Linked DNA regions of Homo sapiens: region 2 is linked to region 1. The links are chromatin loops, found by intact Hi-C in ENCODE. Cell type or tissue: Caco-2. All regions are shown on one strand. Each heading gives the region's core, and the rest is flanking DNA. Links, peaks and the distances in the headings are about the cores only.

Region 1 (15,732 bases), core at 3,089-11,088:
CTCCCACCAACAGTGTACTAGAGTTCCAGTTTCTCTACATCTTTGCCAGTGCTTGTTATCTTTTGTTCTTTTTGTGAATAGTCGTATGAACTGAAATTTTTCTATGGTTTTGATTTGCATTTCCCTGATGATTAGTGATGAGCATCTTTTCATATACCTCTTGGCCATTTATATGTTTTATGGAGACGTTGAAGAAATGTTTATTCAGGTCTTTAGCCCGTATTTTAATCAGGTTATTAGTTTTTTTGCTGTTGAACTGTTGGAGTTCCTTACATGTTTGGGAAATTAACCCCTTATATGTGTTTTGCAAATATTTTCTCTCATTCAGTAGATTGCCTTTTTGCTCTGTTAGTTGTTTCCTTTGCTATGCAGAAACTTTTTAGTTTGATGTAGTCCCACTTGTCTATTTTTGCTTTTGTTGCCTGTGCTTTTGGTGTCGTATCCATGAAATCTTTGCCAAGGCCAATGTTATGAAGCTTTTCCCCTATGTTTTCTTCTAGGAGTTTTAAAACTTCAGGTCTTATATTTAAATCCTTAATTCATTTTGAGTTGATTTTTCTGTGTGGTATGAGAGTCCAGTTTCATTCTTTTGCATATGGATTTCCAGTTTCTCCCAATACCGTATGTTAAAAGACTGTCCTTTCCTCATCATATATTCTTGATACCCTTGTCAAAGATCAGTTGACTGCATATGCATGGATTGATTTATGGGCTCTCTATTCTGAATGTTCCATTGGTCTATATGTCTGTCTTTATGCCAATACCATACTGTTTTGATTATGGTAGCTTTGTAATATATTTTGAAATCAGGACGTGTGATGCCTCCAGCTTTTTCTTCTTTCTCAAGATTGTCTTGGCTGTTCAGGGTCTTTTGTGATTCCACATGAATTTTAGTCTTGTTTTTTTATTTCTGAAAAAAAATGCCATTGAAATTTTGATAGCAATTTCATAGAATCTGGAGATTGCTTTGGTAGTATGGACACTTTAACAATATTAAATCTTATAATCCATGAACATGGAATTCTTTCCATTTGCTTGTATCTTCTTTAATTTCTGTCATCAATGTTTTGTAGTTTTTAGCATGGAAGTCTTGTACCTCCTTAATTAAGTTTATTTCTAAGTATTTTATTCTTATTGGTGCTATTGTAAATGGAAATATTTTTCTAATTTCATATTCAGACAGTTTGTTGTTAGTGTATAGAAACACAACTGATTTTTGTATGTTGATTTTGTATCCTACAACTTTACTGAATTCATTTATTAATTCTAACAGTATGCATCTGTGTGTGTATGTGATCTTTAGAGTTTTCTATATATCATGTCATCTGCAACAGGGACAATTTTACTTGGATTTGAATAGCTTTTATTTCTTTTCCTTGCCTAATTATTCTGGCTAGGGCTTTCAGTACTGTATTAAACAGAAGTGGCAAGAGTGGGCATCCTTGTCTTGTTCGTGATCTCAAAGGAAAAGCTTTCAGCTTTCACCATTGAGTATGATATTAGCTGTGAACTTTATATATGTGACCTTTATTAAGCTGAGGTAATTTCATCCTATGTCTAGTTTATTGAGAGGTTTTTATTGGGAAGGGGTGTTGAATTTTGTCAAACAGTTATTCTGTGTCTATTAAGATGGTCATGTGATTTTTATCTTTCATTCTGTTACTGTGGTGTATCACATTGATTTTTATATGTTGATTCATTCTTGCATCCCAGGGATAAACATCTCACTTAGTTATGATTTATGATTCTTTTAATGTACTGCTGAATTTGGTTTGTTAGTATTTTGTTGACAATATTTGTGTCTATATTCATTAGGCATATTGGTCTGTAGTTTTCTTTTTTGTGGTATCTTTGCCTGGGTTTGGCATCAGGGTAATGCGGGCCTAATAAAATAAGTTTGGAAGTATTCCCTTTTTTTCAGTTTTTTTGGAAGAGTTTGAGAAGTATTGGCATTAATTCTTTAAATGTCTGGTAGAATTCACCAGTGAAGCTATCTGGTCCTGGGGTTTTTTTGTTTTTTTTTTTTTTTTGATGGGAGGTTTTTGATTACTGATTCAGTCTCCTTACTAGTTTTAGGTCTGTTCAGACTATTTCTTTATTAATTAGTCTTGGTATGTGTATGTTTTTAGGAATTTATTTATTTCTTCCAGGTTATCCAGTTTGTTGGTTTGTAATAGTTTATATAGTTTCTTGTGATCTTTTTTAATCTCTGTGATATCAATTGCAGTGTTTCCTCTTTCATTTCTGATTTTATGTATTTGGGTTTTCTCTCTTTTTTCTTAAGTAGTCTAGCTAACGGTTTGTCAATTTTGTTTATTTTTTCAAAAAAGTCTTAGTTTTATTGATTTTTTTTCCTATTTTTTGTATTCTCTTTTTCATTTATCTCTGATCATTATTATTTCCTTCTATCTACTAACTTTGTGCTTGGTTTGTTCTGTTTTTCTACTTAAGGTGTGAAGTTAGGTTGTTGATTTAAGCTTTTCTTCTTTTTAAATGTAAGTTTTTACTGCTATAAACTTCTCTCTTATACTGGTCTTGCTGCATCTTCTAAGTTTCGGTATGTTGTATTTTTGTTTTCATTTGTCTCAGATGTTTTCTAATGTCCCTGTTGATTTATTTTGTGATCCATTAGTTGTTAGTGTGTTGTTTAATTTCCACATGTTTGTGAATTTTACAATTTTGCTTCTGCTATTGATTTCTGATTTCATTCCATTTCATCAGAGAAAATACTTGGTATGATTCAGTCTTTTTAAATTTGTAAGACTTGTTTTGTAAGCTAACACGTGATCTGTTCTAGAGAATGTTTTGCCAGCACTTGAGAAGAATGCTATTGCGTTTGGGTGGAGTGTTCTGTATATGTTTGTTAGGTCCATTTGACCAGTACTGTTATTCAAGTTTGTTGTTTCTTTGTTGATTTTGTCTGGTTGTTCTATTTATTATTGAAAATGGAATACTGAAGTCTCCCACCAGTATTATATTGCTATGTATTTCTCCTCATTTTCAAACTCAAAAATCTGTGAGTTTTTGGTTTGCTCTTTGCTCCTTTTTTTTTTTTTTTAATAAGGAAATTCAGGCAGTTTTTTAAAAAGATGATGACGATGACAACTCTTTTCCTAGAATTTTTTTCACCATTTTATATTTAAGTAAATTATGACATTTTGGGGCAGTCTCCCAAGTAAGTGTTAAGGTGCCCTACCCCCACTCTCTTGGAGCCAAATAAGTGGTAGGGGGTGGGGCGAGGGACGGGTGCAAGGGGAGGAAAAGTCAGGAAGGCTACTGAGAGCATAGAGCCGACTTCAGCCTCTGTTGGGAAGGGAACCAGCAGTCAAGCCAAATCCTACTACGGGTGTAGCAAAACTCAACTTCTTTCAATACGAATTTGAGATCTAAGAGTAGTTTATTCTGGTGGAGCAGGCTTACCCATGGTTTCAGAAGTTAGAGAGGAGACTCTGAGAGTCAAGCCCTGGTTGTTCAAGACCCAAATAAGGCAGGAGAAAGCAGGACATAGGCAGGTTTCCAAGAAAATGAGCCCAATAGCATTCAAGCCTCAGTGACAGGCCAGGTATAGGTACTCCAGTCAGTAGTCCCAGCTGAGCCCAGTAGTTCTAGCCCAAGCTCCAGATGTGAGTTTAGGAATCACCAAATAATTCCAGTCCCTTTATTCCAAGTCACCCTCAGATGTTCAAGCTGAGGCCCCAGACATCATGGAGCACAGACAAGCCCTACCCATGTCCAGATTACTGAACCACAGAAGCCATGAGGATTATAAAAAGTTGTTGGTTGTTGTTTTATACCACTAAATTTGGGTAGTATTTTATTATACAGCAGTAGGTAACCGGAATAACCATGATGACTGGTTTGGCTAGTTGAAGGAGATTCATCATTCCAGATTTTGAGGGCTGCAGTATGAACAGAGGCCTGGAGATAAGCAAGCATGGCCCGTATCTGGGAACTATTGTTTCTCCAACTGAAGGAGTGGCTCACATGCCAGCAAACAGCACCACTGTAGGCCCAGGGGATGCAGTCAGGGTCTGCAAAGTGTCTTTTCCTCACCTCTCCAGTCCGCACACAAGAGCAGCCACCTGGTCTTGCCTCATGCTGGCCCAGCCACACCAATGGCAAGGGTTCTATTGTTAACTCAGATTTTTTAAAAGGACAAAGAGGAGACATGTTAGGGGCAGGATGCACATTTGTCATTTTAAAATATCTCCTTAAATTCTTTTCAATGAAACACAAATTTGAATTACTGAAAAGCCATCTATCCAAGTTTTTTTTTTTTTTTAGACAGGGTCTCACTCTGTCACCCATACCAGAGTGCAGTGGCGTGATCTTGGCTCACTGCAACCTCCACCTCCCAGGTTCAAGCGTTTCTCATGCCTCAGCTTCCCTTGTAGCTGGGATCACAGGCATGCGCCACCATGCCTGGCTAATTTTTGTATTTTTAGTAGGGATGTGGTTTTACCATGTTGCCCAGGCTGGTCTTGAACTTCTGACCTCAAGTGAGCCACCCTCCTCGGCCTCCCAAAGTGCTGGGATTACAGATGTGAGCCACTGCACCTGGCTTCTGAGTTCTTTTTTAAAACTTAGTTTTCTGGCATTGTTGAACATTCAGCTATTATCTTGATATATCAGGATGCTGTTGGTTGCCAATAACAGGAACACTGTCTGAAACACAGATGCTTAAACAAGAAGTGCATTTGTTCTGTCTCATTTCTGGAAGTCCAGAGGTAGAGCAGGCCATGGAGTTGGTTGGTACTGCCCATCACTTTTGTTGTCAAAGACCCAGATCCTTTCCATTTCCCTGCTCTGACATCCTCAGTGTTGACCTCTTCCTACAGCCAGGAGCAAAGTGGCAGCAGCAGTGCTATTATGGACTAAATGTTTGTGTCCCTCTAAAATTCATATGTTAAAGCTGTAACCCTCAGTGTGATATTTGGAGAAGGGACCTTTGGGAGGTACTTTGGGTTAGATGAGGTCAGGAAGGTAGGGCTGTCATGATAGAATTAAATGCACTTATAAGAAGAGACACAAGAGAGCTCTGTCTCGCCCCCACCGTCTGAGGACACAGTGAGGAGTCAGAAGGTGGATAAATACCAAGGACCCCATCTAGACACCACAGCCTTATATAGCTTCCAAAGACAGAAAGAGACTCTCTTCTTGAGTCTCTGTTAGAAGCAAGGAAAGTATTCAATAGACTTCCCCTTGCATCTTGTTGACTAAAATTTGTTCACAGACCCATTCCTAAGCTAATTACTGGCAAGGGTTATTATAATTGTTCTAGACTAAGGAAGCCTTTTCTATGGAAGACCAAATAGTAAGGCCAGGCGCAGTGGCTCAGCCCTGTAATCCTAGCACTTTGGGAAGCCAAGGTGGGCGGATTGCCTGAGTTCAGGAGTTCAAGACCAACCTAGGCAACATGGCGAAACCCTATCTCTACTAAAAATACCAATAATTAGCTGGGCGTGTTGGTGTGCATCTGTAATCTCAGCTACTCGGGAGGCTGAGGCATGAGAATCACTTGAACCCGGGAGGCAGAGGTTGCAGTGAGCCGAGATTGTGCCACTGCACTCCAGCCTGGGCAACGGAATGAGACTGTCCCCCCACCAAAAAAAAAAAAAAAAAAAGACCAAATAGTAAATATTTTAGACTTCTTTTCTCCTCTCCCCTCCCTCTCTCTGCTCTTTATCTCTTTAAATATGTGCTCAAGAGCTATACAACAGCAGGCTGTGGCTGGATTTGGTCACTCCTGGCTTAGATTAATCACAGTCTACTCTGGAATGAGGCAAGGGGTTATTGCCCCATGAGTTATACAAGGGAGAGGTTGATTACTAAACAAAATTGGGGTCCCATGAAAAGGAAGAAGGGAGATGGACACTGAGTAGGCAACTGCACGATTGCTAAATTTGGTCCAAAGAAAGGTTAGTAGATGCAGAGAACAGCCAAAGGGACTGAATCTGGAGACAACTCTACCCCAGCAAGGTGTTTGTCCTGTGACTGGTGGGTTAAAATGGGAATGCAACAGGCAAGTTGTTTGTGATGAATAGGTATTGCTTTCATAATCAGAAAAAAAATTAAGACCATCTTTCAGAAATGTTCTAAAATTCGATTGTGTGATGGTTGCACAACTCTGAGTATACTAATAAAAACCATTGACGTGTACATTTTAAGTTAGTGAATTTTATGACATGTGAGTCATATCTCAGTAGAGCAGTTAAAAAAAGAATCTCTTGAATTCCAAAGCTTAAAAACCATGGACCGCAGCTCTGTGGTGCTTGCTGTTTAGAGGCAAGGGCGCCTTTGGCTGTGTGGCTAGCTTCACGGCTTTCACGGATGGCCTTGGAAATCTTCCCATAATGGGAATGCTTTTAATGACCATTTCTTTTTACATATGTGCTAAATATTTTTCAGGCCATGCAAAATATTTTACATTTTATAATCAAAGAATTAGCATGCTTACAATAAAAATAAAACTGATACAGAAACAGTAAATTACAGGATTTTTTTTTGTCCCTTTTAACCCTTTTTAAAGTGTATTTTCTCTTTTTATGCAGTAGGACTCATTCACTGCATATGTCAATGCAGCCCAGTGGTAGACAGTCTTCAGGCTGGCTTTGCCCAAGCCTCAGATGGTACCAGTGGGCTCTGACTTCTCTGTTTCCCTCTGATCTACTCCGTCTGGATCAACTCAGTTCTTAGGCCCTGCAGCTGGAGAATTTTTCCCTGGCATGCTGAATCAGAGGCTGTCATTGGCTCTGACCACATCATATGCCCATCCCCTACACAATCACTGAAGCAAGGGCAGAGTCCATTGGCTTTTACCTGGATCTCATGCTTCACTCAAGCTGTATGGGTTAGGATAGGGGAGTAGTGGTTCGTCAGAATAAAACTGGGTTCTGTTAATGGTTGCCAGGTGGCAGACCCAACACTTTCCTTCTCTGCATCCCTGACATCTTTTTTTTTTTTTTTTTTGAGTCAGAGTCTCGCTGTTGTTGCCCAGGCTAGAGTGCAATGGTGCGATCTCAGATCACTGCAACCTCTGCCTCCTGGGTACAAGTGATTCTCCTGCCTCAGCCTCCCAAGTAGAGCTGGGATTACAGGTGCCCACCACCACACCCAGCTAATTTTTTGTATTTTTAGTAGAGACGGGGTTTCACTGTGTTAGCCAGGCTGGTCTCGAACTCCTGACCTCAGGCGATCCACCTGCTCGGCCTCCCAAAGGGCTGGGATTACAGGCGTGAGCCACCACGCCCGGTCCCCTGACTTCATTACTGCCTGTTGTTGCCCATTTCATTCTTCCTTCTTTAGTTCTATGTGGCATACTTTCCCTTTAATTATCTTTAACTTATAGTTCTCACCTTTGAAGAATAGCAGTTGAGCTTCTAGTGACAGACTTTTGGAAAAACCAAGTTTGTTTTAAGGTGGGATTTGACAAAGAACCTTCAAGCTTGATAACTGAGTGGGAAAGCTTCCCTTCAGTGAGGGAAAAGTGTCTGCAGGTAGGCCAGGTGAATGAGACACCCTAAAACTTGAAAGTTAAGCAGGAAATAAGACTTTAATGTTTCCTGGGGCCTCGTGTCGTGGCATGCCTTTTATCCCAGCACTTTGGGAGGCCGAGGTGGGAGGATTACTTGAGGCCAGGAGATTGAGACCAGCCTGAGCAACATAGCAAGACCTTGGCTCTATAAAAATAAAAATAAGTTAGTCAGGCATGATGGTACACACCTGTAATCCTAGCTACTCAGGAAACTGAGGTGGGAGGCTTGCTTGAGCCCAGGAGTTGGGAAATACAGTGAGCTATGATTGCATCACTGCATTCCAGCCCAGGCAACAGAGCAAGACCCTGTCTCAAGGAAAGGAAAAAAATAATTGTGTGTGTGTGTGTCTGTGTGTACGTGTGTGTATGCACGTGCACGTGCTTTCTGTACTTTTATACTGAATCTATTTTGAATTTGGGTTGGAAGCTTTAGAATATTACCTTAACCTACAAGAGAGATGTGAGGAATAGTTCTGAGTCCCCTATCTTTTATGGCTTTCAACTATTTTTCTCACTTTTTTTCTGACGGTTTTCCTTTGTCAGTGTAAATTCATTTTGATTTGCTTGTTATTTTGATGGACTGGAAATGTGTTTTTAAATCTGAAAACAGTACTAGTTTCAAATTTGTTTTCTTTACTGTAGTGATTCTCAGATATATTTTAGTAAAATTATTCTACCTTTTTTTTTTTTTTTTTTTTGAGACGGATTCTCACTCTGTCACCCAGGCTGGAATGCAGTGGCATGATCGCGGCTCACTGTAACCTCTGCCTCCTGGGTTCAAGCGATTCTCCTGCCTCAGCCTCCCGAGTAGCTGGGATTACAGGCAGCCACCACCACACCCGGCTAATTTTTGTACTTTTAGTAGAGACAGGGTTTTACCATTGTTGCCCAACAGGGTCTCGAACTCCTGGCCTCAAGTGATCCACCCACCTTAGCCTCCCAAAGTGCTGGGATTACAAGCGTGAGCCACCACGCCCAACCCTACTTTTTTTTTTTTTTTTAAACAGAGTCTTGCTCTGTTGCCCAGGCTGGAGTGCAGTGACGCCATCCTGGCTCACCACAGCCTCAACCTCCCAGGTTCAAGCAGTTCTCCTGCCTCAGCCTCCCGAGTAACTGGGACTACAGACGTGTGCCACCATGCCCTGCTGGAATTATTCTACATTCTAAGTTCATAGGAAAATTAATCTTTGAATTTTGAGAACCGTCTCAAAATTGGTTTACTAAAACTTGGGCACCTGCTATATAGTTTGCCTACTAGAAGATAATAAAATGAATGAGAGTACCAAATGAAAAATAATGGAAAGTATGGAAGTTGCTGATCTCGACAGATTCTTAAATCATGGACGTATGTGTTAATGGTTTGATTTTTATATTGTGTACATATATTTATTGTTTACTAGTAAAAAATGTTCTAATTTATGTGATAAATGGAATATATCAATACTTCATGGCAAAAATTTTTGTGAATTTCAGGTGTTCTGCCACCTTAAACGTTGAAAAGCACTGCTTTCCAGGATAGCCAAATCCCTAAAAGAATTTCTGGTCATGAGACTGATTATCCTTACTGATCAGCTGTGTCACACATCACATGGACATATGATGTCCATGTGATGGACTGGACTGGGCATGGTTGTTTTAGGAGCATGACTGGCATCTGTAATCATGAGTACACTTGGAATCCGTTTCTTCCGTTTCGAAAAGTCCACTTACCCGGAATTGGGACTTGTCTGACATCCCCTAAACTCTGACACTGACAAAAGAGGTCATTGCATCTGGTTCCCAGCTACTTCCATACTTTCCATTATTTTTCATTCGGTACTCTCATTCATTTTATTATCTTCTAGTAGGCAAACTAGATAGCAGATGCCAAAGCTTTAGTAAACCAATTTTGGGAAGGTTCTCAAAATTATAAAGAGTAATTTTCCTAAGAACTTAGAAAAGACCACTTTACTCAAATGTAGAATAATTCTACTAAAATATATCTGAGAATCACTACAGTAAAGAAAACAAACTCAAATCTAACAGGCTGTCCTAGGAGAGCCAGTTAGCTTTTGTTGTTTTCTTGCTTACATCCCGCCTTCCCTTCTTCCACACTTAATCCATTTATCCATTCATAATACTTGTTCTTGTCCACTTTCATTTTTCTTATTTCTTCTTTTTGTCTTTGGCTTCCTCTTAGCAGCTTCTTAGACAAACAAGCACTTGAATAATAAATTGATTCAGCATCTTCAGTTTAATACAGGGCAGGTTGAGCATCCCAAATCCCCAAATCCAAAGTCCGAAATGCTCCAAAATCTGAAACTTTTTGAGTGCCAACATGATGAATGTTTATTGGAGCATTTCAGATTTGGGATACTTATATTCCAAAATCAAAAAATAAAAATTAAAAAAAAACACAATTCAAAATCTGAAAAAATTCAAAATCCAAATTCCCAACCATTTCAGATAAAGGATACTCAACCTATATTGATCCTCTAAGGGTTCAACAGCAAACCAGCCCAATCCTTTCAGCCATCCTATATTTGGTGTCTACCATGCTCAGGGAGCAGGAGGCATGATATTCATAAGCCAGGCATTTCACTGTTATCATGGAAGTAGACCCCGAGCAAAGTCAGAACCCAGGATGGGACCTGCCCTACTCATCTGAGTGCCCCCTCAGTGGAGGATAACTCTGTACTAGACCCATTCCCATTCATCAGACTAAATTGGCCTCTGTGGAGACTCACTTATCCTAGAGAAGTGACATGGCAGCTTATTTCAGGGTCTCAGCATTGCCTGAGCCGAAATTCAGTAAGCCTATCCACCGTGCCATCATGCCTTCTTGTTTCCCTTCTCCCTGAATCCGCTCACCTAGTGTAACCCTCACCAGCCCAGTCTGAGCCTCCTCGTCTCCTCTCTTAAACACACGTGTATATATGGATAGAAACAGACAGACAGACATGGAACAACACAGCAGAGTCTGATGTTTTGTTTTATGGTCCTGCGTCAGCCGTTAATCCTCACAAAGATAATTCTACCTTGACAACACCAGATACCTTTTCATCATCATCATTTAACCTCTAGAGTTTAATGATAGAACTGATTATAATGTCTAGTAAATTCTTTATGATATGTTTGTAGTATTTTAAAACTTTTTGAAAATACAGAGCCTAATTGTATTAAATTTGGGGAAGGCATAAAGTTGTATGATAATAAGACATTTACCCTCGTTGGGCCTCAGAAAATGACACCCCAAAGGGAAGGCCCCAGAAGTAAGTTTCTCTCTGATCTTCTCCCACTCTCCTGTACCTCAGCCTCATTTTCTCAGAGGTAAGCTTTAGAAACTAGAATTCCTTTTCCTCAAAGTGAATCATAAAAACCTGAACCCATTTTCCCCAAAGCCAGCCATAAAACCTAAAAATATTACTCGAATTTCCCTCCTGTATTTCTGTGGCAGAGTTGGCCGTAAAGAAATTCTCTAACCTACCCTGTTTGATTGTGAGTCGTAAGACTCCCCATTTCAGAAAGGGTCCTGCCCCATACCAGGGAGGAAGGAACACTGCACAGAGACGCCAAGAAGAATGAACAGACAGGCCTGGCAGAGTTTCCCCACTCAGTCTGTTAGCATTCAATCATACTTACCTTCTTGGCCAAGCACAGTTCTACATGGTTGTCTGTTCTTCACTGAACTTCAGCATAAAAATGGAAAGTTTTCCCAATATCCTTAGGTCTTCAATCTGAAGGCTGCCATGTCACAGAAAACAATGATCAAATAAAATTTGTTTTGTTTTCTTCTGTTAACCTGTTTGTTATAAGGGTGTTGACTGTGACCCTTATGATGAGGAGGAAAGGGATCACCCCTTCTGACCCTACACCCTCCACATTTTTTTTTTTTAGTAGATATTTAAAGCGGTCACTTTAGGTAGCTGGCTCCATAATAAGCCCTGGAGATCTGTTTTGCATTTTATTTTATTTATTTATTTATTTATTTATTTATTTATTTATTTTTGAGACGGAGTCTTGCCCTGTCACCCAGGCTGGAGTGCAGTGGCACGATCTGGGCTCACTGCAAGCTCTGCCTCCTGGGTTCACGCCATTCTCCTGCCTCAGCCTCCCAAGTAGCTGAGACTACAGGCGCCTGCCACCACGCCCAGCTAATTTTTGTGTGTGTGTGTTTTTTTGGTAGAGACGGGGTTTCACCGTGTCAGCCAGGATGGTCTCGATCTCCTGACCTCATGATCCACCTGCCTCGGCCTCCCAAAGTGCTGGGATTACAGGTGTGAGCCACCCCGCCCAGCCTGTTTTGTATTTTATTTTAAGAGACGGAGTCTTGCTATGTTGCCCAGGCTGGTCTCAAACTCCTAGGTTCAAGCAGTCCTCCCACATTGGCTTCCCAAAGTGCTGGGATTAGAGGTATGAGCCACCATCCTGCATGCTGTTTATGCATCTCAGTTGGAGAACTCAGCCAGCACCCTAATGACTTCACCCTTCTATGGCTGCTGATTTGGAAGAAACCCAGGGAAGCAAGAGTAAATTTTCCCAATCTTTACCTGTCCAGTCAGGAGGATTTTTTCAACCTGAAAAAAACAGAACCCCTATTCGGTTAAAGGGGTTAAGTTTGGGATCCATAGAATTACCAAAGAGAGAATGCTATTCATTTCATAAAGGATGTCTGCCACCATTACAAATGATCCTTGGCTATTAAAAATGGGTGATTGGTTCAGGCGGTTTAAGGGTGGAGGAACAAATGCGTGATGGGTTCTCTCTTTAAGGGTGGATGGAAATACCTATTAAAAATTCTCCCAAGCCTTCCAGCTCTTCATTAAGAAACTTTTTTAAAAAGTCATATGGGAGAGGGTTCGTTCTGAAAATTAAAATGGAACAGAATGATGAGGTCTATTCAGAGGCCAAAGTGGGGAAAAGGCAAGGGTTTTGCTTGTGCAGCCTGTGCTACAATGAAGAGGACCTTAGTACAGACGGATGGTGCCCTACCAAATGTAGCCCATAATTCAAGCTGTCAGCTTCATCACACTGTTTCCAGGTAAAGAGAAGGAGCCCTTGTTTCCTGGGTAAAGAGAAGGAGCGTTGTTTGCTGACCCCTGGTCCACAGCCTGCCGTGGTCGCCTCGCTGTGCTGGCCTTTGTGTTGCTGTCCCCTCCTTCCCTCCTTTTTGGCATTGTGCTCCCTTCAAGTGGCCCCCTGGAAGGGACCACCCAGGGGGCTGCACAATGGAGATTGAGGTAGCCACAAAAACACAGGTTTTGTAAGACAGCCCTTTAAAAGAAAAATACTGTTTAACTATGTATGTGTTTGTCCTTTCTACAACTGTTTTGTGTGGCAAACAAAACCCTGTATACAAACTTCACTGTGGCCTCACATACAGCTGTTCCAGCCATCGGGTGTCAGGCTTGAGATAGTCGCTTCCAGTTTATTTTCCCAGGACACTAATTCTTGATGTAGTTTCTAGTTACATGCTTAGATTTATGGCCAAGAAATGTGATATCAAAACAAGCAAATTGCGCTGGCTTTATTAAACTATTTTATCAGTAGTCCTCACAGTTGACGGCTGGGCATTGCTCCTGGGTGAAATTTGCCTGTAATGCTGCTTAACAAAAGCTAGCAGCCCGGAATTCAGTTCTCAATAGCCATTTACACCTCTGTAAAAGGATTAGCGCTAGCCAATTGTTACACTGTTTAAATCTTAATTTGCATCACTATGGGGGTAGAGCTTCTACAGACCTCTCTGGTTCCCAGTTGAATTTGTGTACCTGTGGATGGGAGAGTCACTAGAGATTTCTCTTATTGATGAAGGTGCTAAATTGCCTCGGGATAACCGGTATGCCACAAATATTGAATTAGCCTCTCAGGTTCCAACTGACAGACAATAGTCTGCTTTGGTTCATTAGTTATATTTTATAGCAGTTGTGGTCCTTGAGTATTTGGTACTTGGATGCATTCTTCTACATCTGTTTCAAGTAAAAATTTTCATGGGTCTTAGGAGGATTTTAAATGTTGTTATTTGTAAGTAGCAAATTTCCTTGGGAATTATATGCAAAACAAAAAACAGAACGTGATAGTTTTAAAAGTAATCTTTTTCTATCCAGACCATATGTTTTTAAAGATCAAAGCCTTTTTATGTTTAGAATTGCCCTGTCAATAGACAATAGATGAAATTGTCTTTTCATAATGTAAAGCTGGAACTACACATCAGTTTCAGATGCTCAGCCTAGGCCTGAGTGAATTCTAATTGTAAGATGGAGGAGGAGGGAGGTGGACAGGGAGGGAAACTAGCAGGTCAGGAGCATGGCAGGAAGAGAGGGTATTAAACTACATTAAATGGATGAAAATTGAGGGAGTTTGGAATGCTTGGTTGGAATGAAAACAAAGCTTGGGACATTTTAATGACCACCTTATCACCACTTCCACCATTTTTCCCTCATAAAGCATTTGTTCATTTATTCAACAAATAGTTACTAGGTATCCATCTCATGCATAGTGTTAGCCACTGAATTTAGTGATTATTGCACGTGGAGTAAAAAGAATTGTCTTGGTTGCTGAGAGTAGTCAGGATGGTAAATATAATTTAAACAGACTTTGCAGCCTGCAAGTTTTCCATGTAATAGACATGCCAGGCAGAAGGAAAGCAGACACAACTGCTTATAAATAAATATTGCCCTTTTAAGAAACATTAAAGAAATTGAATGCACTGGGTGGAAGGGCTTTTGGGGAACTCCCCAGGAAAGGTTGTTTTGAGTCTATGGCGAAAGCCAGGCCAGCCATTCCTGGGGAGGTGAGCCACAGCAAAGGCTTTGGTATTCCAAGAAAGCAACCACAACTAAATTATTTTTTGTTTTTTAACTTTGGAAAATTTTGAGGCAGTGACTGGATGCTCATTGATCCTCACAGAGGCTAAAGAAATCGTCATGGTTTAAAAATTAAAATAACTGAAATAAGGAAGCCTGTTCATTTTGCTTTAATGTATCTTTGTACACATGCTAAAAGAGAACAGGGGGGGAAGCATCCAGAAAGGAACTTACACCTTAGTTGATTTGTACCTGAGAAGAATTTTTAGTATATGAGGTTAACCAACAAGTTTGTTTTGTTTTTTGGAGAGGAGGTAGGGCTTGTTTAAAAGAAAGAAAAAAAAAAAAAGCAGCCCCAAACTCTACCAGTGTAACAGTAAAAGGAGTTTAGTGAGAGAAGGCAGTAAAGCAGCCCGGAGCTCCCTTATCGAGAATGTTTTAGTTTCTTCTACTCACAAACCCTCTTTGTTGGGAACTGTCCAACCCCAGCTTCTGCCGGCGGGGAGGGGTACACTGGGATTGGAAGAAGGGAAACCAGGGCTCCAAGGAGCAGGATCAGGACGGAAGGTAGGGCCAACCCCATGAAAAGACAGAAGTTGAGTTTCCTAGCCAGTTTTTCTGTGTCACTGGAAAACAATTGGAATTTGAAACAAAGGTTGGCTGCCTTGCCTCTTCCCACCTTTCTGAATACAAGGTATTTCTGAATTACATGTTCATCACTTAGGGACCACCTCTCCAAATGATACCATTTTGTTGTTCATTTCTGGATTTTTTTTTTTTTTTTTTTTTTGCGGGGGAGGGTGTTATTTTGTTTGATTATTAGCGACTGGGTTATACTATGTTGCCCAGGCTAGACTCCAACTCCTGGGCTCTAGCGATCCTCCTGCCTCACCCTTCTGAGTAGCTGGGACTGCAGGCTGGAGCCACCGTGCCTGGCTTGCTTCTTTTGAAATACAATTTCCTTCCCTAAAATTTTATTCTGGATGTGATCAACTACAGTGCTCTGTGACCTTCAGTCTCACTAAAAATATAGTGACAACATTTTATAAAACTTCTAAAAAGTAATATGTAAATTATGTAAGTGTAAGTTTCCCTGAAAAATGAACTGACAAAAGGCAGATTAATAGGAGAAAAGACTTGCAAAATTTGTTTTGATATGCACAGCACAGGGAAATTGCAGAAGAATGATTATCCAGTAACCCATTGGGGTATGGATACTTTTTTACCCTTCTTCATAGGGGAGGGGAGATGGGGAAAGCTGGCAATTTGGGGCATAGTAAATGATTTTTAGGGGAAAATGAATGGACTTGAAGAACATACAGTGGCCTGGGACAAAGTCTGTGTGGCCTGCAGAGTAGACAGTGGTTTGTGAGGAAATCTGTCCAGATGTGTTGACAGCCTTAGTCCTTCTTTCTG
Region 2 (15,732 bases), core at 4,557-12,556, 49 kb before region 1:
CCACTGAAAACAGCTAGATCTAAGAGTGCATATAGAGAGAAAATTATACCGCAATGTACTATGAATAACCACGTAAAAGATAAATTGCTGGACCTCTTATTTAGCTGCTAAGTTAATTGGAGTTGTAACTCTCATTAGTTGACAAGAAAGGAAATACATTTTTGGATCTCTTGATAAACAAAACATTTAATGAGTGTTAAAAGTTACAAAATCATTCTAGTGAACAGGAGAGCTGTGTGCGTGACAGTGCTAAAATGATAACAATAATTACATGGAAAATAAAGGCAGAAGTGAGCGATTTTGAAAAGGAATTACATTTATCTTACGCTAGATTTAATTCTTGTCAGATATTTATAGAGCATCTACAACAGGCTTCCTTAATTGTCGTTAGCATTTTTTTTACCTTGTACTCCTTTTCTACGTCCTATTTTCTTTCTGACATGTCACCGCTCACCCATATCAGTGACCTCTTAATTTCTGACTTTAAAAAGAAATCTCTTCCTGTAGAGCCTTCCCTGTTTCAACCCATTCCCTAACTTTTGTGACTCTTGGCATTCTTACAGCACTCATAAATGGCATTCTTTTTGAACTATTAATTGTAAGTTATTTTTGTTTCCTGTGCTAGGAACACCTGGCTGTTTATAGTCCTTATGGCACAATAACTGTATAATAATTATGTACTTTATGATTAACACTTATTTAATTATTAAACAAGGTGAGGCTGTTGAAAATATATAAGGAATGTGAATCAAATTTTATAGCCTGTTCACGGTTCTGCATTTCGAGATTTGTTTTATTTTTAAGTCAGTACAAATCTGTTGCTGTGTGTGTTCATTTTTCATTTTAAGAATTTATAACTAACTCAAATTAATGCACACTGGACACAGTTATAGAGGCAAATAATTCTAGATACAGAAAAGGCTGCAGTAGAAATATCAAAACCTGGATTCTAGTCCACGAACAATTGTGTGACCTTGAGCAGGTTGTTCCACCTCTCTGAACCTTGGTTCTTTACCAGGAATGAGGGGGCTTGACTAATATGCAAAGTAAGGCCACAGATTTTTTTCTTTCTCTCTTTGCTAGAATAATGGGCCTTAAAGTAAAAAAAGAAAAAAAAGCTGAAAGCTGTAGTTTTGCAAAGCAATGTGTAAAGAATATTATTGTCTGTATCCAATTTGAGTGTTTGGATGTACCTTTTTGTTTGTTTGTTTATTTGTTTGAAACATAGTCTCACTCTGTCACCCAGGCTGGAGTGCAATGGCATGATCTCAGCTCACTGCAACCCCCACCTCCCAGGTTCAAGCGATTGTCCTGCCTCAGCCTCCCTAGTAGCTGGGATTACAGGCGCCCACCACCAACCCCAGCTAATTTTTGTATTTTTAGTGGAGATGGGGTTTCACCATGTTGGCCAGGCTGATCTCGAACCCCTGACCTCAGGTGATCTGCCTGCCTCTGCCTTCCAAAGTGTTGGGATTACAGGTGTGAGCCACTGCACCCGGCCTTGGTTGTACCTTTTTAAACAAAGAAACACAAAGCATCCCACTGATCACAGATACCACTGTCTCCTAAAATTCCTGAGTCATTTCATAGGGAGCAACCCTGGGTAGTCACAGCTGCTTTATCAATCCAGAAACTTCTGGGAAGTGGGAGACAAAAAAAAACTCCCTCTTTCTCAGCCCTTTTAGAGGTGGTCATTGCAATGTTAGCTGGTCAAATAACCAGCATATTTCCAGCCCAAGTCATGTTAGCTGTAGTTACACGTAGATGTAATTTTATCGTCTGAATGTTTTCCTATGTGTGTACAGTGTTTTTTCTGCATTGTGGTGAAAGTCAATAATTGAATCTAAAAGAGTCTAATGGAGTGACTTGTTACAGTGTGTATAGCACCCACAAGCATGGTAGAAACTTATAAGTGGAATTGGCTCTTACGGTTATACAAAAACATCCTTTTAAAAGGGCCCATTAGCCAGCCGCGGTTTTTTCAGTGCCTATATTGATTCAGAGTAAGATATCATAATAGTCTAGAAACTGACACTGAGATATTAGTAGAGTAAGCTGAAGATGGTATAGAATTGTGGTATCGAGACAAAAACAGAATAACAAGTGGCTTAAAAGTAGAAAACTCAGCAAGATAAGGACCACTTAGCTGTGTAAAACTGAAAGGTCCAAGTGAGGGGTGACTGAAAACATGAACTATGGGTAAGCATCCCAGGGATGGGTATTTCAAAGATTCTGAATAGAGATTTAATATGTAAGAATTGCAAGCCATGGAAAGGCTTTTCATTGAGGCAAATATCTGGTTTTTAGTATTAAATTTTAAAAAGACATGGAGGGCTCAGCATTCTGAGGTGCTGCAGTGTGGATGAGGGGCTAGAAAATAGGCCTGTGAAGAAGAGTTAACAAGATTACCACCGTTTTGCCTGGGAGAGAAAGCCAAGAGGAGTTTGATTATCAGGGTATGAAGTGTTATGATAGAGAAGTGTGAGCAGCAGATGTCTGCATCTGCTGAAGATGTTTTACAAATAAATTTTACATTCATTACTAAGAAGAACTTGCTGCTTGGGAGGTGGTGGATTTCCAAAGTGACTGTGGTCCTTTTTCACTAGAAGTCATAGGTGAATTTTAGAAATTATTTTAAAGTGGCTGGGCGTGGTGGCTCACACCTATAATCCCGGCACTTTGAGAGGCAGAGGCGGGTGGATCACCTGAGGTGAGGAGTTTGAGACCAGCCTGGCCAACATGGCAAAACCCCGTCTCTACTAAAAATACAAAAATTAATTGGGTGTGGTGGCGCATGCCTGTAATCCTAGCTACTTGGGAAACTGAAACAGAATCCCTTAAACCCAGGAGGGAGAGGTTGCAGTGAGCTGAGATTGTGCCATTGTACTCCAGCTTGGGCAACAGAGTGAGACTCCATCTCAAAAAAAAAAAATGTGTGTATATATATATATATTTTTTAAAGTAAATTCTAGCTTACAAAAAAGTTGCGAATATAGGACAAAGACCTCCAGTGTTCCTGTCACCCAGATCCCTCAACTATTAACATTTTATTAGATTTTTGACACTGAGATATCAGTTGGGTATCTATTTAAATCTGTCTATCTAAAACCATTAGCCTTTTCTGATCTGTTTGAGAAGTGCATATATGATGCCTCATCACTCCTAAAATCTTCAATGTGTGTTTCCAAAAGCCAAGGATGTTCTTGTACATGATCACACCATACAGCCCTCCTAGTGGTGAAACCAGTCCGCAGACTGCATCAGATTTCACCAGCTATCTTAACGATGCTCCCTTTTTTTTCCCCCTGGTCCAGTGGCTCACCTGCAAACCGCGGTTGCATTTGGCTGGCATGTCTCTTCAGTCTCCCTACATCTGGAACGATTCCTCAGTCTTTCCCTGTCTTTCATGTTCCTGACAAGTTCATAGAGTACAGCTTTCATTCTAGAGGGTGACCCTCAAGCTGAGTCTATCTGATGGTGTCTCATTACCAGACTGCAGTCGTGCTTTCTTAGGAATACAACAGAAATGAAGCACTACCTCAGGGCATGGGGTCATAGATGTATTCAGAGGTCTTCCTTTCTTTGTAATTTAATGACAAGTTGCTCACACTATCCAGTCATTCATTCTGCATGAACCAAGTACCCAATTGATCATGAAACTCTAGGGGGGGAATGGTAACTAATAAAAATTTCTAATGTGGAAGCAATTATGCTATGTTTCCTTCACTTCTATTCTAAGTTCACTCTTACTAGTGAGAAGGTAAAGATTTGTGATGCTATTAGTTAAAAATGTGTGTTTTTGTAATTTTTTTCCTTTTAATCTTTTTTTTTTCTTTTTAACATAGGCATACTGCAACCCATGGGTTGTGTTCCCCAAGTGAAGATTCTGTGTCTGGATTTTGGACCCCATATTCCCATTAAATGAATTTTGGTTAAATAGTAGTTTCCATTTAACATTATGCAAAGGAAAGAAAGTTATGTAACCTGTAATGTAGCTAACAGTGACTTTTGGGATGATCTTTTTTTTAAAGGAAAAGAACTATTCTGAAGATATATAGAAACTGATAATTAAGAGCTCACAAATGGAGCATGGGGCCAGCCCCTTTCCCTCAGGAAGCCAACCTGAGATCACCTCTGTTGGAGTCCTTATCTTTATTTCACAGCCTTTTGTTTAGGATTCTTTGCTTGGATAGAATATTATGTGGTTTCTTTTTTGGCCTTTACTTAATGTTAACTTAGATGAGCAATTTAGCTTCAATTAGGTGGGATTGAAACAAATAGTGGTGCTCAGATGGAACCCTCTGTGGCTAATCCTCCCAGGCACTCTTCTTGGGACTGAATGGCTTCATCAGTTTTATCCCCCAGCCCCCTGGTTTTGGCTGCCTCTGCTTCCTCTGCTGCCCAGTTCCCCCTCGTCCTTGCCCAGGCTGGTTGTGGGGTAAGACAGGTTTTCTCCTTAGCTTACTGCTAGCACTCACCTGAACAGCACAGGTTCAGTCTTTACTGGTAGTAGCTCCAGGAAAACAGCAACCTGTGACAAATAATGACACCATTACAGAGTTATAAAAAGAAATCCCTCCAAATTTGAAATGATGGTCTTAGAAGGCCTGGTCTTCATCAGATGTAAGTGAGGCCAGGTTTACTTTTCAGAGGTCTTTCTCTATCTCATCCACTTGGCTGTGCCCAGGCTTGTCTGGTTGAAAACAGAGCAAGCCACCAGTCTTCAATCTGTACACAAGATCTGATGGGACCCCATCACCGAAATGCCAGCGACTCAGAGAAGTCTGGCCACGTTACATTTTATATACTTATCTTGTTTATTATTGTCTGTCCTTCTCCCTAGAATGTCAACTCTTTGAGGGCAGGAGTCTTGGCTGGCTAGTTCGCCATATTAGTCTCCAGGCCTAGAACAGTGCCTGGGTCATCATAGGCACTCAGGAAATACTTGCTAAATGAAGGCACCTGCTTCTCAGACTTTTCCTATTGCATTTCCCCATTTACTTTGTGGATTTTATTCTTTTGTCTCCTATTGGTGTTCGTTTTGTTTTTTAGATTTCCCTGGCGACTGCTGCATACTTTTGTGCCTTTTGTTTTAGATGCGTCTGGCATTTTCTGCTTCTTAGACCAGAGAAGCATTTTCACAAAGGTGTGATTTGGTATTTGGGCTTTTTTTGACCTCTAATCAACACCTTGCAACAAAGCCATTATTTCAAAGAAGAGCATGGTCTAAATCCAACTCCCTGTTACTTATCATGTAATTACTTATAAAATGTTTTTTATTATAGTGAAAAGAAGAGATTGGACCTGGAAAAGAAACTTTATGAATATAATCAGTCTGATACATGCAGGTAAGAGACGACAGTGGGAACAGTTTTCAAGCCAGGTTCCATATATTAATCAAAAATGTAACCCTAATGTTATGTCATAAATATTGTAGTTAGAGTACTGGGTTTTTGGTTTTGTTTTGTTTAGTTTTTTTGAGATGGAGTCTTGCTCTTTCGCTCAGGCTGGAGTGCAGTGGTGTGATCTTGGCTCATTGTAACCTCTGCCTCCCAGGTTCAAGCAATTCTCCTGCCTTAGCCTCACAAGTAGCTGGGATACCTGAGATTACAGGTATGTGCCACCATGCTGGCTAATTTTTCTATTTTTAGTAGAGACTGGGTTTCACCATGCTGGCCAGGCTGGTCTCGAACTCCTGACCTCAAGTGATCCCCACGCTTCTGTCTCCCAAAATGCTGGGATTACAGCAGTGAGCCACTGTGCCCAGCCTAGTTGGAGTACTCTTACCATTCTCTTATTTTTAGTGTGTAATAATTTGAAATAAACAGTGCAGTTTAATATAATTACTATCAAATTTGGTTAAAATCGGTATGAGATCAAAATATGTTATTTTCATTATTTCATATTTGTTTTATTTCAAGAATCTGTTTTGCTTAAAAATCTTAAAATAAGACATAGCCTTATCTTTTTGGTTGCAATTTAAACACATTGAGCTTGTGTGATGATTAAGACATAATTACTGTAGTTGATCTTTCAAGGTACTACTGTAGGCAGGATTACCTGGTATCTCATTTGTTCATGGATATATGAGAATGACTATTAAAATTATAAGCAGTGAATAATATATTGTACGCATTATCCTTTTTAGGTTTCTTCCTCCACTATTAAGAGCAGATCTTAAATATTTTAATTTCTATTTTATAAAAACTGAACTTTATCCTTAAGCCAAAAGTATGGCATTACCTCTTATATTATTCATATGAAGAACTTCTGGCTTTGATAGCATTAAGTTTGTAATTTATCCATGTCACACTATGAGTGAGAAATGAAAAGATCTCATCCAGAAGAGAGAGAGGCCAAGAATCCTTTAAAGTCAAATTACCTATTAGGTCAGTTCTTTCCCTTGTCTTCAAAATTATTCTTTGGTTTTAAGATTTAGTGTACTTCCAAAGCTTCCAGTTGAGGTAGACAGCCGTATGACTCTAGTAACTCTGAAAGAGACAAGAAATCAGTTGTTTTGTGTGTGGAAGAAATAGCCAGCATTGTGGATGCTGTGGCCTCAAGAGTGGGCCCAAGTCTGAGGGGATCCTTGGCAGCTGCCATTTTTCTAGCCCATGGCTAAAGGGCAGAAGATTGTGTGTAGACGTTTCATGCAGTCTGTTCTTGGGAAGGCTCCTGGCCTTCTGGTGGTGGGAGGGGCAAGTGTGAGAAAAGGATGGGCACTTTTACCAAGCCGTCAGTTCACTGAGCTGCTGCTTCTCTCCCAGCCTCTTACTGTTTCCTGGAAGACAGAGGATATGATTTGCTAAAAATAGGCTTGCTTAGATTGCCTGTAGAAGAAAATCCAAACAAGGCTGCCTCCACCTAGTACCTGCCAGAAGGCAGAGTCTGAGACGAGGGTCTGTGTATAAGTGGTAATTTATTTGACAAGGTGGTCACCTAAAATTGGAGAGCAGGGCTGGGCTGACCGAAATAAGAGCTGTTCACTGCAGTGAGCACCTGGGGCTCAGTCCCTCCAGACCTTCAGAGGAGCCTTCAGAGGAGCAGTGTAGACTACCCTTCTGCTCCGCACAGTGTCTAATCCTGCGAAAGGAGATGGGGCTGTATTCCTACCGGTTTCTGACCCCCACTGGTAAGGGCAGCCCCAGGTGGAGTTAACTCCTTTACACATCTAGGCTTTTCCATGCTGCAAACTCAGAACGGCAGCCCTGAAATGCCAAGTGCAGCTGAGGCAGAGGCAGAGGCAGACGCTCTCAGGTTATACCACATGCAGCAGGCTGTGGCGGCTGTGGCGACTGTGGCGACTGTGGATGGTAGAAAAAAGGTCGGGCCAGGAGGCGTGAGGTGGGCACAAAGGGTGTCTCATCCAGCAGCCCACCAGACACGCCATTATCTGCACCCTTTTTAATTTACATTATCACCATCTCTCTCCAGCCTCTCCCTAAGATTCGACACTGACTGAAACGTCAGGCTCTTAAGCATGACGGGATGTTTTGTAATGTGGTATAAACTTCTAGGCTCTGTGGTTAGGTGCTTCACTTCCATCTGAGCCTCACCAGCTCTGAGCCGGTGACCTTGGGGCAATTACTCCAACATTCGGTGCCTCCATTTCTTCTTCTGTCAAATGGGAACAATGACAGCTGTGAGAACTCACTAAGATTCATACAAACCCTTAAAGCAGTGTCTGACCTAGAGCCAATTATTATTTATTACAATTTTATCAACATTCTTTTTCCTATTTTTTGCCGTCGAGCTTTCTGACATGCTGTTCCCCCACCTGGAATGTTTTCCCCTCATCTTTTCATTTTTGGCTTCATCAATTTTGATTAACTCTCATTCATCTTTCAGGTTTTTTTTTTTTTTTTTTTTCCCCAAGACAGGGTCTTGCTCTGTTGCCTAGGCTGGAGTGCAGTGGTGTGATCTCGGCTCACTGCAGCCTCTGCCTCCCGGGTTCAAGCAATTCTCCTGCCTCAGCCTCCTGAGTAGCTGGGATTACGGACACATACCACCACACCCGGCTAATTTTTGTATTTTTAGTAGAGGCGGTGTTTCACCATTCTGGCCAGGCTGGTCTGGAACTCCGGACCTCAGGTGATCCACCCACCTCGGCCTCCCAAAATGCTGGGATTACAGCCATGAACCCCCATGCCCGACCCATCTTTCAGGTCTTAGCTGAAAGTTATTTCCACTGGGAAGGCCTCCCTGGCCTTTTCAGCTAGGTCAGGTTGCCCGGTGTGTAGAAGTCCTTTTTAGTTTCCCTCATAGCATTCATCACGTATTTACTTATTTCATTGTTTTCTTTGTTGACCTTAGCTGAAAGACTTTGATCTTTAGAGTGCTGAATATATGGATAATTGCATGGGTAGATGAGTTACTCACTCATGTGGTCAGCTTTGAAGGTTAATGTGGTAGCTGGAATGGAACTAGAATTTGGATGGAGAAGGCATAGTACAATTGTACCCACTCCGGGTAGACACCACCAGCAGCAGCTTTACTGAGTGCCTGAGTGTGAACGACAGTATGTTAGGTTCTACCTCTGTTACAGTTACTTGCGTCAAAAATGCAGAGACATGGGCAGCAATAAGACCAGCCTTCAGTTTTTATTCAGAAAGAAAAATGAAGACAGCCAACCATGGTCAAAGCGCAGAATTATTAACACGATAAAGACTTTCTTGAAAATTGTTGGCCTAGGATTGGAAGTTTAAGATCTGTTGTTAAACAACTTTGGACATCTCCAGCATCTTTGCAAATCTTTGTTTTGAGGGTGAATATTTTTGTCATTTTAAATTTTATTTTTGTTTGATGAAAGAATGTTGAATAATTTATTGAGCCAACAATTGAAATGCTGTATAACAGGGAAGAAGAGTTAGGATTAACAGCGTTGGTGCCATGAGAAAAGTCGACTACACAACTTGAACTATCCAGTATGTTTTTTTATGTACAGAAAAATTGGAATGCAGAATATGTTTTTGCTATTATACTTTGGATAAGAGTCTGAAAGTTTTTTTCACAGTTGGAGTAATTATAGTCCATATATTATAAAATATTTTAATAGTGAATTATATTGTAGCAATTTCTAACAAGTATGTTTATATTATCTAAATGAGAGCTTTTGGTATTTTACATTTTTAAATTTCTTTTTAATTTCTTAATTTTATGGGTTGTGATTTGTAGTTTGATTTAATTCCATATGAGCAGTTATTTTTGAAATTGTCATATGTAAGAATGTTAGTGAGCCATTCGTCGAACATGTCCACATAGACACTACTCTTGAAATCACATTTAATTTTGAGAAATAAATCCATAGAAATCTTTACTGTGTGAATGTTAGAATGTGGTCTTATATATATTTCTCAGGGGAGTTATGCTTAGAGGAAACCGATATGATACCTCAGTGGTGCTGCATTAACTTTCTCTCTCCAAAAATGTGTATATACATTTTGTTGTTTGGGTTTCGGTGGTTTGGGTAAAATACCTTAGAATACATTGTCTCATTAACAATTTTGATGAAGAAAATTCCCTTTCTTAGATTCGTCCAAGTCTAGTCCATTGTTTTAAAACTGCTTTTAATTTTCTAGAGTTAAGCTGAAATATGTAAAACTAAAGAATTATCTGAAGGAAATATGTGAATCTGAAAAGAAGGCTCATACTCGAAACCAAGAATATTTAAAGCGATTTGAGCGTGTCCAAGCTCATGTTGTACACTTCACCACAAATACAGAGAAGCTTCAAAAACTGAAGGTGACTTCCTGTTTTTTACTGTGTTTTATTTTATTTGTTGTTGTGTGTTTTTTTTTTTTTCTTCAAGATGAGACCTCACTGTGTTACCCAGGCTAGACTTGAACACCTGGGCTCAAGCAGTCCTCCTGTCTTAGCCTCCTGAGTAGCTGGGATTACAGGTGCACACCCCATGTAGCTGTGTACCTCCCGAGTAGCTGGGATTACAGATGCACACCCCAGGTTTATGTTTTGTTTTTAATCTTTTTTTTGCTAAAATGAGAAATAATGAGTACTAAGTTTCAGATCAGTGGTAGTCACTAATGTTTTGTTGTTCATAATTAGGATTAAGTATCAGCTTTTTCTGTGAATTACCATGTGGCTGAATTTTATCAGGGAACTTGAAACTGCATTTTCCAAGATTCTTCTTTAGTTAAGGAATCAATGGGATATCTCTAACACAGGCAAGATCACTAGCCAGTACCTGGCACGGTGTAACACATGGTATTTGTTGGCTGAATGACTGAATTTGAGCAGCATTGGGGTTCTCTCTAGAAACTGATTCTGTCTTGAAAGGGTTCTTTTTCTGTGGTCTGGGCCCCTCTTCTCTGGCAAACAGTGCATTGGGAGAGTAGTAAGGGTAGAACTGTCCCCGAGGAGTTTGCCTTTATGCTCCTGGTCTGTGTGACCCAGAGTGACTGCCCTTGCAGCTCTCTCTGGTTCTGGCACCTTTTTCCCCTTGAAGTGCAGGTGCTTGGCTGCCTGCTGCTGCTTGGCTTCCTGCTGCTCCACAAATTATGCCAAGTGTGGAGGGCCAGGAGCTAGGCCTTTATCCTCACCATTTGCACTGGTCAGGTGTTGTCCAATGTAACCCATCTTAACACTGGTCACAGGAGGAGTTGGATTCAGTATTCTGCCTGCTAGCCTGCTACTGAGCCCCCCTACCTTTTTTTTTTTTTTTGCCCTGCAGTTTTTCTTCAGCCTTTTATTGTAAAATTTTCAAATACACAGAAGAGTTAGCATAATTATTATGATGAACACTCATAATTCTCCACTTAGATGCAGTAGTTGTAAATATCTTGTTATATTTGCTTTGTATGTGTATTTTTTTTTTTCTCTGAGCCATTGAAAGTCTGCTGCAGGCATCATGACACTTCTTTCCTAAGCACTTGAGCGTGGATCTCCTAAATGCAGGGACAGTCTCCTACATAATCATACCATTATCACGTCTAAGAAGATTAAAAATGATTCCACAATTTGCTTTTTGAGACAGGGCCTTACCATGTCATCCAGGCTGAAGTGCAATGGCGTGATCATGGCTTATGGTAGCCTCAACCTTCTGGGCTCAAGCGAGCCTCCCTCCTCAGCCTCAAGCTGGGACTATAGGCATGCACCACCATGCCTGGCTAATTTTTTATTTTTTTGTAGAGATGAGGTCTCACTATGTTGCCCAGGCTGGTCTCGAACTCCCAGTCTCAAGAAATTATCCTAACTTGGCCTCCCAGAGTGCTGGAATTATGGGTTTGAGCCACTGCACCCAGACATAATATTTAATTTTCAGCTCGTATTCAGATTTCCCCACTTCTCCCAAAAAGTAACTTATTTTTCCAGACTAGGAGCCAACTAGGGCTCATGTATTGTTTTCTATGTTATTGATTATTGTGCCTTTTTTGTCTCTTTTAATCTAATTTAGTCTCCTACCATTCCTCCTTTTTTTTCCCCATGTCATTGGCTATTTTGAAAAAGGCAGTCCATCTGCTTGTAGAGTGATCCGCATTCTGAATCTAAGGCATCATTTAACTTGCACAGCATCCCCTGTATTTCCTGTGAACTGGAAATGTGGTCTAAACAAGCACTGTCCAGTAGAATTTTCTGCAGTGATGACAATGTTCTGTATCTATGCTGATGCTATCTAATACAGCTACTGCTCATATATGGCTGTTGAGCACTTAAAATGTGGCTTGTGACACTGAAGACTGTATTTTTAATTTTGTCAATTTTAATTAATTTTAATTTAAATAGTTACACCTGAGGTTATACTTCCAACTGCATCCCATCAGGAGGCCCATGATGTCAGGTGGCCCCTGGGTGAGGCTGACTTTGACCCCTTGGTTAAGATGATGATCTCTAGATGTCTCTATTGTAAGGTACATTTTTTTCCCCTTTTGCATATTAGTAACTCATCTATAGAGTGATGGGTTGGCATCATGGGAATATTGTGTTCCTTAGTATCCTTTTACCTAATGGTTTTAGAACCTATAGATCTGAGCCTTGCCTGAACCAGTTATTTCTAGTGGAGGTTATGAAAAGTGGTGATTTTCTGTTTTATTGTATCTTCTGTTAGCTGACTTTCCTCTATAACGAAGAATGTTTTCCCCCTTTTCTTTCTTTCAACCTCTTTTTTTTTTTTTTTTTTTTTTTTAAAGCCTACAACAGCACCTGGTATTCCCAGGAAGTCTCCCATCCAAGTATGAAACCGGCCCAACCCTGCTTAGCCTTCAAGATCAGATGAGAGCAAGCGTGTTCAGGGTGGTATGGCCGTAGGACCTTTTTTTTTTTTTTTTAATGTTATGATGGACTTGTGAATTTCTATTTACTAGTATGTTATCAATTACAGTAATTATTCTTTTTGTTGTTTTATCGTCTTATATTTGGCCAATTGGAGTCTCTCCAGATTGGCTCCTGTGTCCTTTTGACATAACCCCGTTAATTCTGAGCCTTCTTTGATCTGGGGCATAACAAGATATTCCAGGTTTACCTCACATTTTTTCTCCCTCAGATATGGAATTAACCTCCTATCCAAGGAGCTGTGGTTCTTTTTAATGGAGAGGGGTATTTAGAAACCAAGATATATGGTTAAATGTGTTCAAGCAATAGCAAGTTTTAGCTTCCCAATTTTTTCTTTTAGTATTCATGAAAAATGTTTAAAGTTCAAAAAAAGTTGTCATTATCAATGTTGTAAACCACTTTTCAAAGATTTCATGGAGAAAATGAAAGTGATGGGCAAAGGAGGGAATTTTGTCTTCCCAATAAAATAAAGGAAATAATAGAACATTTCTGCTTATCTTCATATTGAGGCTTCATTTAATAGTTGATTTCTTATTATAACCAAATTTGAGAGGAAGGAATTTGAAGGGAAGAATCATCTTTTGTAATTTTTTATATTGAGAGCATTCATTATATAAAATAGGATATGTTATTAAAAAAACCTTGTATGAGCTGCTTAAGACTATCAACATGGGGGACCATTTTAACATGACAAACTAGATAGGAATATGAAAAGCTTTATTAATAAACATGGTTCAAAAATTATGTAGGTGTTCCTTATTTGAATTTTGGATAAGGAATGCCTTTAAAAAAATTCTTCTAGTAGCGTAAAAGACCAAATCATGGCACTACACTCAGGAAGGATGTGAGTTCCATGGAGAACTGGACTTTGGCCATCACCCTAGGTCCAAAGCCAATGAATGTTTGTTGTGTGCCTACGAACCCAGACAGCAATGTCAGCGACCCCTCCAGTGATCCCATCTTCTTCAGCAGGCTGTGCAGTGAGCTGAGGTTCAACATAGGGGATGTTTGTCTCTGGTGTTTTCCCATTTCTTTCTGCTTCTTCCTTTTGGGCCAGAGTCCAGAGGTGGCCCAGGTATGCCAGAACCACTTGTCTCCTCTTAATGCTGCCATCCAGGTATCAGATGTTTACCTCCTTTCTTGACTGACCTCACATAAGTCTTGGGAGAAAGGTGTTCACAGTGCATTGCCCACACACCCCAAAATGCCACAGGTATTGCACCTTGAACAGACTACAGTTAATACAAATGAACTTCAAATTGGTAGAATTCCAGAAAGTGCAACCAAGTGAAGCAGTGTGAGAGAAGTGGGGGTTTTGCCCAAACTGATACCAAGTGACTTTCTCCCACTTTGTAGAGGTGGGCTGGGCCCAGTTCACTATATAATGCTAAAATCTCCTAAAATGAGCTAAATACTGAAAACACTGTCAACTGATTTTATGACTCATAATACTTTATTTGGAGGCCTATAATAATTTTCAGGGCTTTTAAAGGATATTGACGTGTTATGTAGTTTTGAAAATACAGTGTTATATCTATGCTGCTACTTGTCAGTTGGATAAAGGGGCTGAATAAACACAGTTCAAAAATATAAATATTAGGTCTGGGCATGGTGGTTCATGCCTGTAATCCCAGTGCTTTAGGAGGCTGAGGTGGGAGGATCACTTGAGGCCAGGAATTCGAGACCAGCCTGGGCAACATAGTGAGACCCCATCTGTACAAAAAATTTAAAAATAAAATTTAAAAATTAAATTTAAAATTAGCCAGCTGTAGGAGTGTGCACCAGTAGTCTCAGCTGCTCAGGAATCTGAGATGGGGGGGGATCATTTGAGCCCAGGAGGTTGAGGTTATAGTGAGCTATGATGGTGACACTGCAGTCTAGCCCTGGCGACAGAGCAAGACCCTGGCTCTCCAAAAAAAATTAATAATAATAAAGTAAATTAAAAAAACCCAAGAATGTAAATATTAGTATTAATGCTGTGAGGAGTCTGCCCTCCTCTCCCTCATTCTGCCCCCCTACTCCCTGTATTAGCTGCTTTTGTAGAGGGGGCCCCAGTTGGTCCTAACTTAAAGCAGTTTCACTCAGGTCCCCATTATCCTTGTCTCAGGTTGGGTTCTCCCTGAAGCAGACCTGGAGAACAGGGATTTGACGGTAAGTGGTTGATTTGGGAAATAAGGAATATCAGTAGGAAATGGGGGAAGGGAGGCAGGGAGGGCACTGGGTGTATTATTAAGCTAGCTACCATAGTCAGCCTGGCGCCAAATCCTACAGGGAACTTCTGGTAAGTGGTTTGCACATTCGGGATATGTGTCCAGCAGCTCCTAAGCAGCATTGATTGAGGACTGCTGAGCAAGGTTGTAGGTGGTAGGGAATTAACCAAACACTCTCCAGAGCAGCCTTCCCAGGTTCTGAGAAGCCTTAGGCACGGAGCCCCAGATTCCAGAAGTTAGGAGTGCCCAGAAAGGTCCTAGGGATGTGTGTAGAACGTTGCCAGCATCTGCCTTAGCCTACCTCATGGCAATATTGCCAGGCATGGGGTCTACATGTCAGGGCATTCAGGGAGGATCCCCATGGCAGGCACAAGAGTCTTCATCTGGTTAGGTCTCTCCTTGGCCTGAAATGCTGGCCCAGGCTTTTGAGGACAAAGCCCAGGTGCTGGTCTCTGCCTGCACAGAGCAGCCTCACCCTTATTACTCCTCCCAACACACACACACACACACACACACACTCTCTCTCTCTCTCTCTCTCTCTCTGTGTTTGTCTCTCTCACACAAATACACAGACGTGCACATTTTTTCTCCTCATCTCTCCCTAATTTCCCCCCTCCACCTTCTCCTGCCATCCCCATTTCTCCCTCTTATCTCTCCCCTGTCTCCTATTCCTGTCTCCTTGCCTCTTCTTGCCCCCAAATCTGTCTTCTCCAGATCCTCTAACTCTTCCACCCCCATATCTTCCCACTGTCTCTCTACATCTTTATCTCCCGCACACGTACACACACACTCTCTCTCACACATACACACATACACACTCTTACATGCACCCGCGGTGCTTTAAGCATGCTGGACAATTTGCATTTCCTTGAAAGCACCACATTATCTCATACCTCCTTCAATTAGAAGGCCTTTTTCCCCCTGCCCTGCCTTAGGTCTGTGTCATAATTATCTCAGTAAGCACTTCCTTCATGGTATTATAATTGTTTACATGTCTGTTTTCCCACTTCACTGTGAGCTCCTTGTCTTATTATTTCAATGCTCTCAGTATCTGACCCATAATATGGCACATAATAAGCACTCAGTAAGCATTGAGACTTCCCCCTTGACTGAAATTAATTCTTCCATATTTTTTGTCTCATTCTGTTATGGACCATGAACTACTACTATGTGAGAACTAATGTGGTATTGATGATACTCTTTATTATACCTTCCCAGTTAGCATTTCTGTTTAATA

The links. A loop is a pair of places that touch in the nucleus more often than their neighbours do. Peaks named below come from ENCODE experiments on the same cell type or tissue, not always from the same donor. Only the 100,000 strongest peaks of a DNase experiment are listed, where the experiment ranks them.
Region 2: a loop joins it to region 1, with 2.1 times the contacts of the local background. A loop is called at or near these places in 11 of 110 quality-filtered maps.

The regions. Positions count from the first base shown.
Region 1 is chr20:21,177,196-21,192,927 of GRCh38, forward strand. All of the region lies in intron 6 of KIZ (kizuna centrosomal protein), which reads left to right. Among named protein-coding and RNA genes, the nearest start is that of KIZ-AS1, 33 kb to the right of the region's middle. RefSeq lists enhancers at 3,703-4,203, 12,328-13,301, 13,302-14,275 and a silencer at 13,014-13,308. In Caco-2, for the core only: no CTCF peak of the experiment used is centred there; a DNase peak (open chromatin) is centred at 7,786.
Region 2 is chr20:21,126,812-21,142,543 of GRCh38, forward strand. It overlaps KIZ (kizuna centrosomal protein), which reads left to right. Exons shown (of 13, transcript NM_018474.6): 2 at 5,286-5,348; 3 at 9,579-9,741. It also overlaps the pseudogene RNA5SP477. Among named protein-coding and RNA genes, the nearest start is that of KIZ, 8.6 kb to the left of the region's middle. RefSeq lists an enhancer at 9,652-9,861. In Caco-2, for the core only: no CTCF peak of the experiment used is centred there; no DNase peak of the experiment used is centred there.